Regions from separate parts of the Homo sapiens genome. Here region 2 is linked to region 1. A link is a loop called in an ENCODE intact Hi-C map of the cell type or tissue named here. Cell type or tissue: chondrocyte. All regions are shown on one strand. Each heading gives the region's core, and the rest is flanking DNA. Links, peaks and the distances in the headings are about the cores only.

What was found. Hi-C counts contacts between places; a loop is a spot of excess contacts. Peaks named below come from ENCODE experiments on the same cell type or tissue, not always from the same donor. Only the 100,000 strongest peaks of a DNase experiment are listed, where the experiment ranks them.
Region 2: a loop joins it to region 1, with 3.0 times the contacts of the local background. A loop is called at or near these places in 102 of 110 quality-filtered maps.

Annotation. Positions count from the first base shown.
Region 1 is chr1:32,701,830-32,707,191 of GRCh38, forward strand. It overlaps SYNC (syncoilin, intermediate filament protein), which reads right to left and starts at 941. Exons shown (of 5, transcript NM_030786.3): 1 at 779-941. The coding sequence starts at 831. RefSeq lists enhancers at 409-1,174, 1,175-1,940 and silencers at 1,301-1,350, 1,401-1,490. In chondrocyte, for the core only: a CTCF peak has its summit at 2,364; DNase peaks (open chromatin) are centred at 672, 1,322, 1,812, 2,382 and 1 weaker place.
Region 2 is chr1:32,770,422-32,775,783 of GRCh38, forward strand. NHSL3 (NHS like 3) reads left to right here. Exons shown (of 7, transcript NM_020888.3): 6 at 1-2,020; 7 at 2,444-4,549. The coding sequence ends at 2,466. YARS1 (tyrosyl-tRNA synthetase 1) reads right to left here. Exons shown (of 13, transcript NM_003680.4): 13 at 4,818-5,362. Among named protein-coding and RNA genes, the nearest start is that of NHSL3, 31 kb to the left of the region's middle. RefSeq lists a silencer at 2,587-2,881. In chondrocyte, for the core only: CTCF peaks have their summits at 2,780 (motif pointing left), 3,011 and 5,159; DNase peaks (open chromatin) are centred at 260, 670, 1,460 and 2,730.

The DNA.
Region 1 (5,362 bases), core at 286-5,285:
TCCATGTGACATTGTGCAGGCAAGAGTCCGTGTGTCTGACTGTAGCTGTAGGTGTGGACAGCAGTATGGGTGAGTGTGTGTGTGTAAGACCGCTCAGCTTTGTGCCCCTGTGTGACAGTGAAGGGGTGTCGGGAGCTATGTATTTGCACCCTCACCTCTTGGTACACTGGGAAGTCCCAGAGCCACAGTATGACCTGGGACAGAAATACACCTCACCCCAAACCCCTCAGCCACAGGTCCCTTCCCCCAATAATCAGCCGTGCCCTGCCAGGAGGGATAGTGGGGAGGGCCCCTGGACCCTTCCCCCACCCATCCCAGGCCAGACGGGAGAGAACAAGCCCTGACAGACTCTTAACTTCAAGCTGGCAGATGCCCAGCCTTGCACCAAGTGGCTTCCACACAGCCACTTCAGCAGGGGAGGCCTCTGTCTCCAACTGACATTTGCAGGGAGGAATGAAGGCTAGCGAGAAGTGTCTTTGGCTGCTATGGGCCAAATGGCACTTGAGCGGTGGATGCCCACTCGCCTGGAAGGGTTAATTTTCATGTAGTCCCGGGAGGGGGAGGGGTATTATAAAAAGCCACAGACAAACGGAGGTGCCAGGACCCCGGGACGGCCCGACTCCCCGATGTCCCCTCACGAGGCGGCTCCAGTGCCCCACCCCGGCTGGACCACTACCCCTAGACAGGCGAAAGACGCCCGCGGTCGGGGGGAAAGGGAACCCGTCCAGCAGCACCCCTTCCCCAGCGGGGCGGCGACGCGGGCCCGGCACTGTCCTACCTCGCGGCCTGGGCGGCGCCGTCCCCGCCGCGCCGGGGCTCCGGGCTGGCCATGGCTGCGCGACCCCGGGCTGGCGGCCGCGTTATTAATAGCCGGGCCCGCGGGCCCCTCGCTCCGGCGCCCGCGCCCGCCGCACTGCCAGCTGCAACCGACACCGGATCCCGGCCGGCCCCGGGCCGGGCGCGCCCACTTGGCCGGGGCTCCTGCCGGGGGAGGAGGGAGCGGCCGCGCGGACCTGGGGGCGGGGAGAGGCTGCCCCTCCCGGACCAGCCTGGGGCGGGGGTGGGAACGGGGGCCTGGAGCTGTCTTTCCAAACCTCCCAGCCCCCTCGTCTTCCCGAACCTTCTCTCCACCCTTCCTTTCGTGAGGTCCCGTTGCAGGGGGAGTCAGAAGGGGGGTCTGAAGCCCCAGGGAGCACCTTCCCTGTCCAGCCTGGGAGGGTGGAGGCAGGGTTGGGCGGGCTGCTCAAAGGGAGCCAGCACCCCTCTCCCGCGAGTGTTTGGGGGTGTCCGCTGCCGCTCAGCGCCCTCTGGTCCCCACCCAAGAGGGGAAGGGCCGCAGCCACCCTCTGGGCACTCCGGGCTGTCCCCGGCAGCTGTCGTGAAGGGCGGGGCAGGGCGCGGCCGGGGAGGAGGGTTCACGGCCACACCCCGCGCGTTTGGGGACAGCCTGGAGCCTGGGGGCGGGCTGGGTGGCTGGGGTTAGAGAGAACTGCGGAGGAGTTTACGCCTATCACATTGAGTCCATATTTAACCCCACTTTCTGCCCCACCCTTTGAGGCTTCCTGGGGTCTCTCTCCTGCTCCACCTGTCACCCCACTCAGCCCACTTCTGTCAACTTCAAGACATACCTCCCCCCACGTCCTCAGCCCACTAGTGTGAGGGTCAAACCAGCACTGACGTCTTTCTCCCCAAGAGAGAAGCTGCTGGGCCCCTTCCCAGACCTGGGCTTCAGGCGTTCTTCCTTCGGATTCCTTTTTCCACTTAGCTACCCTGTCTGGGGAGGTCTTTGACTCAATCGCAGAAGAATGCTGGCACCATAACAAGCCCCAGGGGCTGGGGTGCCTGGGAGGCCGGTGGGGGAAGCATGCCGTGGTGTTGAATGTGTGTGGGCTTGTGTGCCCCTGTGTGACTCTGCGGTGATTGTGGGGTACATGTCTGTGTGTGAGCATGTGGATGTGTGATTGTGTGATCTCAGGGTGAATGTGTGTGGTGATTGTGCCATGGTGGAGTGTCTTTGTGGGGCTGGCGGTTTTGACTCTGTGTGGGGGGCATGCATATGGTCCCGCTTGTGACTCTGACTGTGTGCTTGTGCGTGACTGGGGGTTGATAAATGTTCATTCATCCTCGCGTCTGAGTGTGCTGCCTGTGGCTGTATATTTATATTTCTCTGTCTAATGCAAGGGGGTGGAAGATTTAACACCCAGGGCAGCCAAATATACCCTTGTAAGGTACGCACGAGAAAAAGCCAGGTTTTGAGGCTGCTGGTCATTTTCTGACTTACCCCCGAACTATTCCAGGGGAGGAGGCTGGCGAAGCCTCAGCTGCTGGGCATTTGACATCTGCTGCCCGCCAGAGGAGAGCTAAGGCAGCAAGGGCAGGCCTGCCAGAGGCTCTGTTTGCTGTGGTACCAAGCAACAGGCGGCAAGGGTGGCATTCAGAAGAGCTGGCTCTGCCCCTCCAACCCCCAGCCCAGGACCTGGCCTTAGGCTGTCCCTAGGACTGAATTTCTGACCCGCTCCTACCCTCCTGCTCAGCGCTTCTTTAGGCTGAAACCCTGAATTCCCCAGGGTCCCAGAAACTTCCCCACCTCCAAGCCTTTGTTGTTGTTTTTTTTGTTGCTGTTGTTTCTTGCAGTCAGGGTCTCACTCTGTCATCCAGGCAGGAGTACGGTGGTGCAATCATGGTTCACGGCAGCCTCAACCTCCTGGGCTCAGGTGATCCTCCCATCTCAGCCTCCCGAGTAGCTGGAACTACAGATGCACACCACCACACCTGGATAATTTTTGTATTTTTTGTAAAGACGAGGTCTCACTGTGTTGCCTAGGCTGGTCTCAAACTCCTAGGCTCAAGCAGTCCTCCTACCTCAGCCTCCCAAAGTGCTGGGATTACAGGAGTGAGCCACCACACCCAGCCAGGCCTTTTCTGCTGCTCCCTCTGCCTAGAAAACCCTTTCCAGCTCTTCACAGCCCACCTTTTACTCTCCTTCAGGTCTCAGATCACATCTCACAGAGGCCTTCTCTGATGCCTCCCCACCCCCTGCCCATAATGTCCACCCATTTATTTTTTTGTTATGGGCTTTTTTGTTTTGTTGGGTTTTGTAAAATTTTATTTAATAGAGATGGGGTCTCACTATGTTGTTAAGGCTGATCTCAAACTCCTGGCCTCAAGGGATCCTCCAGACTCAGCCTCCCAAAGTGCTGGGATTACAAGCAGGAGCCACCATGCCTCACCCCATTTACTGTTTATCCCTGTCACCCTGTTTATTTTCTGTGCAGCACTTATCAATCTGCAACAATACTATTCATTTTCTTTCTTTTTTTTTTGAGACGGAGTCTCACTCTGTTGCCCAAGCTGGAGTGCAGTGGTGCAATCTCAGCTCACTGCAAGCTCCGCCTCCTGGGTTCAGGCCATTCTCCTGCCTCAGCCTCCGGAGTAGCTGGGACTACAGGTGCCTGCAATCATGCCCAGCTAATTTTTTTGTATTTTTAGTAGAGACGGGGTTTCACCGTGTTAGCCAGGATGGTCTCGATTTCCTGACCTCGTGATTCGCCCATCTCGGCCTCCCAAAGTGCTGGGATTGCAGGCATGAGCCACCGCTCCCGGCCAATACTATTCATTTTCAATTATTTTCTTCTCTGCTTCCCCACTAGAATGGAAGCCCCATGAGGGCAGAGACTTTATGTGTCTTGTTTACTGCTGTGTCTCCAGAGCCCAGCACAGGGACTACCACATAGTAGGACCTTAAAAAAATTGTTTGTTTTTGTTTTTTATAATAATAACAATCATTTATTTTACCCACAGATCTGTGATTTGGGCACGGCTTGGTGGAGGCAGCTCATTTCTGCTTCACGTGGCATCAGCTGAGGTGGCTTGCCCAGAGGTTGCAGAACTCGCGTCCAGGACAGCTCACTCATGTGGCTGGCAAGTTGATGCGGTCTGTCAGCTGGGAGCTCAGCAGGGTATTTGGCTGGGGGTCTTGGTTCTCCTCCACATGGGCTTTTCCACGGGTTGCTTGTGCTTCCTCATGGCATGGTGGCTAAGTCCCAACAGTAAACGTCCCAAAAGAACAAGGCAGAAGTGAAAGGCATTTTTTTTGAGCTAGCCTTGGAAGCTACACACTGTCACTGCTGACCTATTCTGTTGCTAAAGGCAGTCACAAAAACCCGGGCCTCCAGCTCATGGGGAGGGGACATAGATGCCACCTTTTAATGGGAAGGGTGTGTCAAAGTCACAGTATAAGAAGAGCTTATGGAATGGGATATAGTATTGCCTCTGTCTTGGGAAAATACAATCTGCCAAAGATGCAGAATCACAGCTTGGTCTTCCACCATCTCCAGACTGTGGCCCTAATCCACACCCATCCAAGACCAGTCCAAGCTCCCTTCTAATGCCTCATTCTATCCAATGAAAGTAAAAAGGAGGGGTCGCTCACCTCACACCACTTCTGATTGTGTCCTATTGCCAGAGCTCAGTCACATGGCCATATTTAGCTTTAGTGGCTTATTATAAAGGATATTGAAAAGGATACAGATGAAGAGATGAATAGGGCAGAGTTATGGAGGAAGGGGCATGAAGCTTCCATCCCCTCCCTGGGCACACCATCCTCCAGGAACCTCCATATGTTCAGCTATCTGGAAGCTCCAAAAAAATTGTTGAATGAATGAAGGGAAGGAGGATGGTTTTACTTAGGCTAATTTAGGCAATATTTGATGCCTGCTGTGTGCTAGGCCTGGGCCACTCACCTCTCAGGAGCCCCAGTCTACTCAGGGAGACAGACACACATGTGCCCAGATTGCATACAGCAAGGCAGTGTGAGGTATTTGAGCCCATAAGATTCAGCTCACTTGGCAAACATTGGCACTTGGGCTGTGCTGGGCCCTGTGTCAGAGCAAACAGCCTTATTTGGCCCAAGCCTGCAAGAAGCTTTCAGTGTAGAGGAAGCTAGAACCGTCTCCTGGGGAGAAAAACCTATGCAGAAAATAATGCCAAATCACTGGGCTGAGTGATGTGATAGACATTGAGAACCAGGGAAGCCAGGGATGGATGGGAGAAATTAACTCCGGGACTGGGGATGGCCTCGTGAACAAAGTACCTGGGCCTGGAAGGATGAGAAAAGCTGTTCTGGAATCAGGAATCAGGCACAGACTCTGCTTTGAAGGACAAGCGCAGCCACTCTTAACTCTCAGCCCCTCCACAAAGCCAAACCCAGGAGGAGGAGAGAGGCCCCTGGGCTGGCTACTCTTAGCCTAACCTTCCTTCTCAGAGCTTTGTGTCCAGGAGCTGACTCCTGCGGCCAGCGTCTCCTGGGCCCCCTTGCCTTCTGGTTTCAGGTGGGGTTTGGCCAAACTGGGGACCCTGGCAG
Region 2 (5,362 bases), core at 224-5,223, 69 kb after region 1:
ACCTGGAGCCACTCTCAATCCTCCGACACCATTGTGTCTGACGGTTCCACCCTCTCCTCTAAGGGTGGCTCTGAGGGCCAGCCGGAGAGCTCTACGGCTAGCAATAGCGTGGTACCCCCTCCCCAGGGAGGCAGTGGGAGGGGCTCTCCCAGTGGGGGCAGCACTGCTGAGGCCTCAGACACACTCAGCATTCGGAGCAGTGGGCAGTTGTCTGGCCGGAGTGTGTCCCTGCGTAAGCTGAAGCGGCCTCCACCCCCTCCCCGCCGGACCCACTCCCTCCATCAGCGGGGCTTAGCAGTGCCTGATGGGCCATTAGGGTTGCCCCCTAAGCCTGAGCGTAAGCAGCAGCCCCAGCTGCCTCGGCCACCCACCACTGGTGGCTCAGAAGGGGCGGGGGCAGCACCCTGTCCACCCAACCCAGCCAACAGCTGGGTACCTGGCTTGTCTCCGGGTGGTTCCCGGCGCCCCCCACGGTCCCCAGAACGGACACTTTCGCCCTCCAGTGGATACTCGAGCCAAAGTGGTACTCCCACCCTCCCTCCCAAGGGCCTGGCAGGTCCCCCTGCTTCCCCAGGCAAGGCCCAGCCCCCTAAACCAGAGCGTGTCACGTCTCTTCGCTCCCCTGGGGCCTCCGTCTCCTCTTCCCTCACGTCTTTATGTTCCTCCTCCTCTGACCCAGCCCCCTCAGACCGCTCTGGGCCACAGATATTGACCCCCCTGGGTGACAGGTTTGTCATACCTCCTCACCCCAAGGTGCCTGCCCCCTTCTCCCCACCTCCCTCCAAGCCCAGGAGCCCTAACCCAGCTGCCCCTGCTCTAGCCGCCCCTGCTGTGGTTCCTGGGCCTGTTTCTACCACTGACGCCAGTCCTCAGTCCCCTCCCACTCCCCAGACAACCTTGACTCCACTGCAGGAGTCTCCTGTCATCTCCAAAGACCAGTCACCCCCACCTTCCCCACCCCCATCTTATCATCCACCCCCACCACCCACTAAGAAGCCAGAGGTGGTTGTGGAGGCACCATCTGCCTCAGAGACTGCTGAGGAGCCCCTCCAAGATCCCAACTGGCCCCCTCCCCCACCCCCTGCCCCTGAGGAGCAGGACCTGTCCATGGCTGACTTCCCCCCACCAGAGGAGGCTTTTTTCTCTGTGGCCAGCCCTGAGCCTGCAGGCCCTTCAGGCTCCCCAGAGCTTGTCAGCTCCCCGGCTGCTTCGTCCTCCTCAGCTACTGCTTTGCAGATTCAGCCCCCGGGTAGCCCAGACCCTCCTCCAGCTCCGCCAGCCCCAGCTCCTGCTAGTTCCGCCCCAGGGCATGTGGCCAAGCTCCCTCAGAAGGAACCGGTGGGCTGTAGCAAGGGTGGTGGGCCTCCCAGGGAGGACGTAGGTGCGCCCCTGGTCACGCCCTCGCTCCTGCAGATGGTGCGGCTGCGCTCCGTGGGTGCTCCAGGAGGGGCTCCCACCCCAGCACTGGGGCCATCGGCCCCCCAGAAACCACTGCGAAGGGCCCTGTCAGGGCGGGCCAGCCCAGTGCCTGCCCCCTCCTCAGGGCTCCATGCTGCGGTCCGACTCAAGGCCTGCAGCCTGGCCGCCAGTGAAGGCCTCTCAAGTGCTCAGCCCAACGGACCGCCTGAGGCAGAGCCACGGCCTCCCCAGTCCCCTGCCTCAACGGCCAGTTTCATCTTCTCCAAGGGCTCTAGGAAGCTGCAGCTGGAGCGGCCCGTGTCCCCTGAGACCCAGGCTGACCTCCAGCGGAATCTGGTGGCAGAACTCCGGAGCATCTCAGAGCAGCGGCCACCCCAGGCCCCAAAGAAGTCACCTAAGGCTCCCCCACCTGTGGCCCGCAAGCCGTCTGTGGGAGTCCCCCCACCCGCCTCCCCCAGTTACCCTCGAGCTGAGCCCCTTACTGCTCCTCCCACCAATGGGCTCCCTCACACCCAGGACAGGACTAAGAGGGAGCTGGCGGAGAATGGAGGTGTCCTGCAGCTGGTGGGCCCAGAGGAGAAGATGGGCCTCCCGGGCTCAGGTACAGTGGGCAGTGCTAGGGTGAGGTCCCATTGCTGATGATGGGAAGTAGGAATCTGAAGTCCCGCCATGGGGGATTTGTTCTTGGATCTTTAACTTTTCTGGTCTGAGAATGCCTGGGAAGGGCAAGCTGTCACCCTTGCTGGGGCCCAGAGGAGAATGGTGTGTGAGTGTCAGGCCTACTGTGTTTGAATTCCAACTTTGCCTCTTTCCCTACCCTTCCTAGCTACATTGTAAAGTGTGGGGCAGTGACACCTACATTATAGTGTCTGAACATGTGTAGGGTGTCCAGCCCAGTGCTGCGGGCACTGTCAGTAAATCAAAGCGGTAAGAAGGTTGGGTGAGGGTATGCTTTGTTGGGCTCCTAGTGCCAGAACCAAGCCAGGAGGCCCCTTGCTAAGTGTCTCTTATTTTTCTCCCCCAGACTCACAGAAAGAGCTGGCCTGACCACCAGGCACCTCACTGGCACTGCTGACCCATCCCAGAAACACAATCTCAGGGACCCGAGCAGCTCCAAGGACGAGAGGATACAGCAGACACAACCTAATAGAGAGGGCGCCTGCAGCCTTAACCTCCACGGCCTTCGATACTTATGCAAGCCTGGTGTTGCTCCTGTCCTCAGAGTCATCCTGCGCTCATGCCTTTTCCCGAATGGGTTCACCTCTGGCAGTTGCCGCTTCAGTCTTGGCCTTAGCCTCATCTTGAAGTGGGTAGCTGGCGGGAGAGGGTGGCTGCGCCCCCTGCTGGCCCTGAGGCTGCAGAGTTGGGAGCAGGACACCTCACCTGAGTTTCATTTTTTTTCATGTCCAAACCATGCACATACTATAGTCCAGAATCAAAGCACTTTTGAAAAGTGGCTGCATGGCCATCCTCCAGGGCCCAGGAAGTTGCATTCCAAGGGCCTGTTTACATGGCAGCAGAATCCATCCCCGGCAGTCAGCCCATAGCTTGGGACCAGTCTGTGCCCTCCTGCCCAGTCCAGTTTACTCCTCTTGGTTCCTGAAGGTGGCCAAGTCATTGTGTTCCCACAGGCTTCTCTAGGCTGGGGGCAGGTGTGGGGCTGTGGAATTCCAAAGCACAAAAGGTGCAGAGGGGATTGGCCTTCCTGTGCCTCAACTCACCAACCACCCTCCTGCCTTCCAGTTCTGCCAGGTGCTCCATGCTGGGGACAAGTAGGAGACTGCCAGGGCCCAAAGAAATGGGTGAGCAGTAGAGTCATCTCGGGGCACTTGGCAGTGTCAAGCACCTGCCCCTTGCCTCCTTGACCACACTGGGGTGGGTGGGCCCCCAGCACTTCAGAGGCAGGAGCCTTTGGGCTGAGCAAGCACTGAGGAGGTGGATGGAAGGGAGCATCTGGAGGGGGGGAGCTTCCTTGAGCAGTGGGCCCAGGCCTGGCCCTCCACACTTCATTCTCTGACCTTTCTCTCTCCTCATTTCGGTGCATGTCCTTTCTGCAGCTGCCTTTCAGCACAGGTGGTTCCACTGGGGGCAGCTAACGCTGAGTGACAAGGATGGGAAGCCACAGGTGCATTTTACTCAAGTCTTCTCTAGTCAATGAGGGGCACCCAGTGCTTCTAGGGCAGGCTGGGTGGTGGTCCCCTAGGTATCAGCCTCTCTTACTGTACTCTCCGGGAATGTTAACCTTTCTATTTTCAGCCTGTGCCACCTGTCTAGGCAAGCTGGCTTCCCCATTGGCCCCTGTGGGTCCACAGCAGCGTGGCTGCCCCCCAGGGCCACCGCTTCTTTCTTGATCCTCTTTCCTTAACAGTGACTTGGGCTTGAGTCTGGCAAGGAACCTTGCTTTTAGCTTCACCACCAAGGAGAGAGGTTGACATGACCTCCCCGCCCCCTCACCAAGGCTGGGAACAGAGGGGATGTGGTGAGAGCCAGGTTCCTCTGGCCCTCTCCAGGGTGTTTTCCACTAGTCACTACTGTCTTCTCCTTGTAGCTAATCAATCAATATTCTTCCCTTGCCTGTGGGCAGTGGAGAGTGCTGCTGGGTGTACGCTGCACCTGCCCACTGAGTTGGGGAAAGAGGATAATCAGTGAGCACTGTTCTGCTCAGAGCTCCTGATCTACCCCACCCCCTAGGATCCAGGACTGGGTCAAAGCTGCATGAAACCAGGCCCTGGCAGCAACCTGGGAATGGCTGGAGGTGGGAGAGAACCTGACTTCTCTTTCCCTCTCCCTCCTCCAACATTACTGGAACTCTATCCTGTTAGGATCTTCTGAGCTTGTTTCCCTGCTGGGTGGGACAGAGGACAAAGGAGAAGGGAGGGTCTAGAAGAGGCAGCCCTTCTTTGTCCTCTGGGGTAAATGAGCTTGACCTAGAGTAAATGGAGAGACCAAAAGCCTCTGATTTTTAATTTCCATAAAATGTTAGAAGTATATATATACATATATATATTTCTTTAAATTTTTGAGTCTTTGATATGTCTAAAAATCCATTCCCTCTGCCCTGAAGCCTGAGTGAGACACATGAAGAAAACTGTGTTTCATTTAAAGATGTTAATTAAATGATTGAAACTTGGCTGTGGCTACTGCTTCTTAATGTGGGGGGGACAGGGCAGTGGTCTGGGCCCACATTTAGAAGGGAAAATGTTTTGCCTGCTGCACACATTGGACCCAAGTATGGGCCTCTTCTGCCTAGTACTGCCAAAGGGACTGTTAAGGTGTCTTGTCCATCTTCTACCCCCCACCCCCCATTACAGGGTAAAGGAACCCCAGACTAGGTGAGGGGCCAGCAGCTGCCTCACACTTGTGTTCTCTCCTGAGATGGTCCAGCTCACATCCAGACACCCTTGTTCAGACATTTTATTTGAATTTATGACAGTGATGGGGATTTGACTGAGATGCCTTATGGAGAAGTACCCCACCCTCTATGAAGACAGAATCACTCTCTGCCATTCATTCTGCCTGATGCTAACAACACGCAGCTGATTTAGGGAGTGTCCCAGCCTAGCTGGATCAAGGGAAATTCCAGGAGCCCTGGGGCAGGCCCTGGCCCCCAGTGCCAAGCCTCAGAGTAAGCAGACATTGGGAAAGTTGCCAACCACTTGGTAGACCACTAGGTTCTCTGTTTTCCCTTCCCTTTCCTTTTCAAATCCCACAGTTTCCTGTTGGGGAGAAGCTGTAATTAGCCTAGTCCAGGTACCAGATCCCAGCTAGGGGCGCAGCTGCTTGGATAACTCCAAGAAAACCTGGGCACCAGTATTTTTCCAATTATAAGGACTGTGGCATAAATTTTTAAATGAGTTATATTGAAACCAGATTTCTCCAGCTGCCAAGGGAAGAAGGTAGGGCTGGACTCCCTGCTGTGGCCCAGCCCTTGTTAGGGGTTGGT